2 separate regions of the Mus musculus genome follow, and region 2 is linked to region 1. The links are chromatin loops, found by intact Hi-C in ENCODE. Cell type or tissue: heart. All regions are shown on one strand. Each heading gives the region's core, and the rest is flanking DNA. Links, peaks and the distances in the headings are about the cores only. Region 1 overlaps Ccdc173 (coiled-coil domain containing 173). Region 2 overlaps Klhl23 (kelch-like 23).

Region 1 (2,914 bases), core at 179-2,678:
CTCTGGTCACTTTGAGGCTTTTCTCCTTTTCAAGCTCCTGGAAGATCTTATCTGCCTTCAAGACAGCCTGCAATTGTTCCTTAGCCTCTATTTTCCTTTGTCTTTCTTCTTCCTCTTTATTTTTCATCTAGATGTTTAATGGCAAAGGAAAAAAACCTAAGTTTTAGCAACCAGTTTTCATTACAGAGGAATCAGAACGCTTCAAGCGCAGAGCCAGGAGCAGTGTGAAGACAGAGAACTATGCCTGTGGCTGGCTTAGATTGTTTTACTCTCTTGAATAGCAGAGGCATACTTAATGAAAGTGTAAGAAGAGTAATGTAGATCAATGTCTTTGATGAAAACCAACAACACACACAGTTGTGGGGGGTAATTCGTGCCTGTAATCTCAGCAGTGGAGATAAGGAAACCGAGGCAGGAAGATCATGAGTTCAACCCTCTGAGCCTGGGCCCACAGGAGACTGTGGGAGGGGGACAGGAAGCGGAGGAGCAGGTAGAAGAAAACACAGGAACAGAAGAGCCAGGTCTGAAGTACACAACTACTGGCATGGTAACAATTAACTGCTAGCATGTTTAGGAGCCATGTATGTTAATGTTCAGACAGACATGTAAGGAATAAAGAAGGAGATCCATTTACTAAGGTTAAGAAATACAGAAAAGGAATCGGGTAATTTATGGGGCTTTTCTTAAGACATTTAAAGGAACATACAAAGCAATCCTGTCTCTTAAGCTGGTTCTGAAGAAGAACTTGTTGTTTTGTATCCATAAATAGCTTGGCAGAGGGAAGGTATGGTGATTTGTGTATGCTTGGCCCAAGGCATGGCACTATTAGGAGGTGTGGCCTTGTTGGGGTAGGTGTGTCACTGTGGGCATGGGCTTTAAGACCCTCCTCCTAGTTTCCTGGAAGCCAGTCTTCTCCTAGTTGCCTTTGGAACAAGAGGTGGAACTCTCAGCTCCTCTAGCCCCATGCCTGCCTGGGCACTGCCATGCTCCCACCATGTGATAATGGGCTGAACTTCTGAACCTGTAAGCCAGCCCCAATTAAATGTTGCCTTGGTCATGGTATCTGTTCTTAGCAGTAAAACCCTAACTAAGACAAGAGGGGAAGGGTGTGCTGGAGAAATGGCTCAGCAGTTAAGAGCAGTAGCTGCTCTTCCAGAGATCCCAGGTCGGGTTCCCAGACCCCGCAGCTCACAACCATCTGTAACTCCAGTTCTGGATGATACTACCCTCTTCTGGCTTTTGTGGGCATCAGGCACACACATGATGGACAGATTTACATGAAGGCAAAACATACATATAAACTAATAAAATAAATGTAAACAAATACCTTTAAAAATAACTTGTGTGTAATTAACTGATAGTCATACCACCTTCAGTATAAAAGTAAACGGTTTGGGCAGCCAGTGAATACTGGGTAACCAGGCCTCTAGCTTCTGCAGATCAAAGAGCAGCCTGTAACCAATGAGGTCACAGGTCTCAGAGGTCAGCACTGGGGCCAGGCTTCAGCTCCAGTATGTCCAGGGTCCCCTGAGGGATTAGACCCTAGGTCGCAGAACTCCGATTTCTGAGGTTCCGGCACTCATCGCAGGACCTGAACTCTCTGTTGCCATGGTCCCAGAGGTTATTTGCTCTGTAACTATAGCCACATCCCAACATAGTAGACAAGCTTCACTGGGTTTGGGTATCCCGCCTCCAGCGGGTGCATAGAATCCAAAGGTATGATCAAGATTTGACTCCATCTGGTCACCTTGGTGCTGAGTGTTCAGCCCTATCCTTGCTCCTGTGGGCACATAGCCAAGACAGGCTCACTTCAGCAACTCATTTCAATATTCAACAGCAGCTTTCTCCAGTCCCACTAGCTGAACTTTGAGATATGAGTCACAAGAAGCAGAATATCCTAATAGGCTCAGAATAGAAGGAAGAAAAAAATCTACTTCAACAGATGTATAAAACATGACAAAGCAACATAAAGTTGACACGGGTACTATGCATGTCCCATCACCTACCAACTAATCAACTAACCAACCAACTAACTGCCTGTAGCGTGTAGTTTTTGCTTCCTTGCTTTAAGCCCCAGGAGGACTGGGCTACTAGCCCCACCCAGGCTCCCTTAGATCCACTGATCACACACACACACACACACACACACACACACACACACACACACACACATTAACTTACTTTTCAACCTGCCTTATGGGTCAGTTGTTGGGGCTTCCAATGTCCTGAGGCCAGCGCCCTTCCTAACACTCCTAGCTCAGCACCTAACCCTTCCTCAACTTCAGTCGCTCAGCTTTAGTTGCATTTCTAGTCTCCTACCTGGAGAAGCAGCCTACCCAACCCCCCCCCCCCACCCCCCTCTGCCACAGATCTCACATGGCTGACTGACCACATTTTCTCCCGCCAAGCATACTGGAGGCAGAGGCAGGCGGATTTCTGAGTTCAAGGCCAGCCTGGTCTACAAAGTGAGTTCCAGGACAGCCAGGGCTATACAGAGAAACCCTGTCTCAGAAAAAGAAAAAAGAAAAAAGAAAAAAAAAAAAAAGAAAAGGAAAAAAAAAAGCATACTGAAAATCCTCCTCTCTTCCCTGCATCTACTAGGTGGTTCACAAGGACCCAGAAGTCCCGCCTATTCCTCACAGCTTATTGGCCACTAGCATCTTTATTGATGGATCAAGAACAAATGGAGAACAGGACCTTAGCATCAGAGCCACCCCCTACAACTGCCTACAAGGGAGTCAAAACTTAATGAGAGCTGAAATGTCTGAGAAATAATTTAGTTTTATGTTCAAAAGAATTAACAACCCTATAGAAGAGTCAAAAAGGTGTAAGAATTATGGAAATCTATCCAAGACCTTGACAAGACAGTTCCAAAGTCAACAACAGTCAATCAGTGGCAAAAGTTCAAATGTAG
Region 2 (2,914 bases), core at 107-2,606, 63 kb after region 1:
TTTCATACTGAAATATTCTTGAGGATCTACAGTAGATTAGATGAGTGATTCAGCCCAGGGTGATTCTCCTAGAAACAGTACAGAACCCAACCTGTCTGGACGTTAAAGCAAGTTCTACAAAACACTCAGTCAGTAGAGTGCATGGCTTCCACACCTAAGCTGTGTTCCTTCACCAGCACCATATGAACTGGGCTTGTGGCTCACGCCCATGATTATGACAGTCAGAAGTTTGAGGTCATTCTTGGCTACATAGGTAGTTCAAGGCCAGCCTGGGCTATGTAAGACTCCATCTTTAAAATTTGTTAACTAAATGGAATAAAGTGTTTTAATATTTTTAAAAAGAATACCGGGGAGTAGAGGCCCTTGGTCTTGCAAAGATCATATGCCCCAGTATAGGGGAATGCCAGGGCCAGGAAGCGGGAGTGGGTGGGTTGAGGAGCAGGGTGGAGGGAGGGTATAGGGGACTTTTAGGATAACATTTGAAATGTAAATGAAGAAAATATCTAATAAAAAAAAAAGAATACTGTTCAAGTTAGAACAGAAAGCTAATTTGTGTAAGGAAATAGTATAATTCACTCTCCCCTATACAGCCTTCTTTATCTTACCTCAAGTCTTAATGTATACCTGCCTTAGAGATTGGCCTGGTTAGTTTTGTTAATTTATGGTTTTGTTTTAAACATTTGCTCTAAAAACCTTTTCAACTTTGATTTGTTTCTGTTGTTTTGTTTGAATTTTTGTTGTTGTTGTTGTTGTTCTTTTTGTTTTTGTTTTTGTTTTTTTTGTTTTGAGATCTCACTATGTAGCCATGCTGTCCTGGAACTTGCTATGTAGACCAAGCTGGCCTCAAATTCAGAGAGCTCTGCCTGTGTCTGCTTCCTGAGTGCTGAAATTAAAGGTGTGCACCCCCACACTTGGCTTCCGTGTGCCTTTTCATATCCAGCTTTTCCCGCTTGCAGAATACACTGATCAGCGCTATGAGGCCTCTTACTAAGACTTTGGACGGCTAGTCCCTTCGGAATATAACGCTGATTCTCCCCAGAACTAGAGACATAATCTGCCTGTGCTTTGGTGATGCGGGCTTCTCTCAAAATCAAGGGCAGAGACGGGGTCGTCGTCTTGCTGCCTGTGGCCCACAGAGCCAAGCATAGTGAGTCTCAGTGTTTGCTGCATAAACAGTGCATTTGTTGAGATTATCTAGCCTTGCCCTTCTTCCCTTCAGCTGGAAAAAAAAAAATCAACTAGGATCTTCTTTTACTGCACTTAAGCTTCAGTGCTTGGGGGTTCATTTAAAAAACCAAAAAAACAGCTGGTAAGTTTTTATCAAAGTGGTGTCATTTTGTCCCAAATGTTTCTTCCCAGGCCTTTCTGTTTCTTTTTTAACACTAGTGAGGGTGTGGGAATGTGACCTGGACTGGAGATCTGACCTGCAGTGAGCCTTGGATGACAGAGAAGCCGGAAGCTTAGCGGCAGATGGTCTTACAGTCACACAATGCTCTGCAGCCAAGCTGCCTGGGTCTCAGCTCTGACTTTCTCTGCCAAACTTGGGCAAATGATTCAAGCCCTCTGCCCAGGCTTTTGTTTTGTTTTGTTTTGTTTTTTAATTCCAGCTTTTGATAGCTGGGGGTCTTGTGAAGACTAAAGGGCTGTGTGCTTATAACACCAGAGCCAAGTGTGGGACTCAGGGAGCCGCTGAGTATGTGGTTGGGTGAGAGGGTGGGAGAAGGTAGCAGAGAGCCTGTTGCTGTCTAGGTTTTGGCTTTGCCTGAACCTGACCATGGCTTCCTGATTCAGAGGCTGGTCCTGAGTGCTCTGACTCCTTCCCCATAGAAGAAACAAGTCAAGTTCAAATACTTGAGCAGCGTTTGTAAGCCTGAAGGTGCTGCTGCTTTTATCTCTCAATGATAACAGTGCCACTGATTTTATAGATAATACATCCTGGGCAGGAGAGATGGCTCAGCGGTTAAGAGCACTGACTGCCCTTCCAAAGGTTCTGAGTTCAATTCCCAGCAACCTCATGGTGGCTCACAACCATCTGTAATGGGGTCTGATGCCCTCTTCTGGTGTGAGTGAAGACAGTTACAGTGTACTCACATACATCAAATAAATAAATATTTTTTAAAAAAAAAGAACTCAATGTAAACAGGGATATGGATAATGCATCCTTGAGGATAGAAATTGCTCTATTGAAAATTTCAAGAGTTATATTTGAAACTGTTTTCTGGGGGATGGAGTTGGGTACCAACTCCGGGTAGCTGCTGGGAAAGAAAGCCCTATGCTTTTATATTTCCCTTGGTGGTATGGGAAGGCTCCATACTCTGCCAACACTACCCACGTGACAGCTGGTTTTGAATTCACAGAAATCCTTTATTTTATTTTGTTTTGTTTTACTTTATTTTATTTTATTTTTTGAGACAATGCCTTGCTATGTATCCTAGGCTGGCCTCAAACTCATAGTCTTCCCACTTTAGCCTCCCAGATCCTGAGATTAGAAGCGTGAGTCACTAACCAGGGGAGAGGTATATTGCTTTCATTTGAAAGTTCTGATTCTTGTTTCTATCTAGCTAACCCAGAGGAGCGTACCACTTAGTGCCACTTTGTGCAAATTTGATGTATACTATTCTGATGGGATAGACTTATACTAAAATTAGAATTTCCCATTTTCCAGTAGAAAGAATATAATGTTATGTTTCCTCAATTGATGTTATTTGCATTGTGAAGTGAAGTAACATATTTTCTAGTAACGTAACTCCATTTGATTATCATCAAATTTCAATTTCATTTCCCTTGGGGGAGGATATTCAGGGATATGATGTACAGAAAAGAAATAAGCCCTTGCTTGGCCTCTTTGAAACTACAGAGTCTTTCTTTTTCATCATAATGACTTTTTTAGTTTTACATAACAACACATTCTTAC

The links. Hi-C counts contacts between places; a loop is a spot of excess contacts. Peaks named below come from ENCODE experiments on the same cell type or tissue, not always from the same donor. Only the 100,000 strongest peaks of a DNase experiment are listed, where the experiment ranks them.
Region 2: it touches region 1 in a loop (5-fold over the local background); 1 of 42 quality-filtered maps calls a loop at or near these places.

What each region holds. Positions count from the first base shown.
Region 1 is chr2:69,761,760-69,764,673 of GRCm38, forward strand. It overlaps Ccdc173 (coiled-coil domain containing 173), which reads right to left. Exons shown (of 9, transcript NM_001077684.1): 8 at 1-127. Among named protein-coding and RNA genes, the nearest start is that of Ccdc173, 26 kb to the right of the region's middle. In heart, for the core only: no CTCF peak of the experiment used is centred there; no DNase peak of the experiment used is centred there.
Region 2 is chr2:69,825,097-69,828,010 of GRCm38, forward strand. All of the region lies in intron 2 of Klhl23 (kelch-like 23), which reads left to right. Among named protein-coding and RNA genes, the nearest start is that of Klhl23, 4.2 kb to the left of the region's middle. In heart, for the core only: no CTCF peak of the experiment used is centred there; a DNase peak (open chromatin) is centred at 1,465.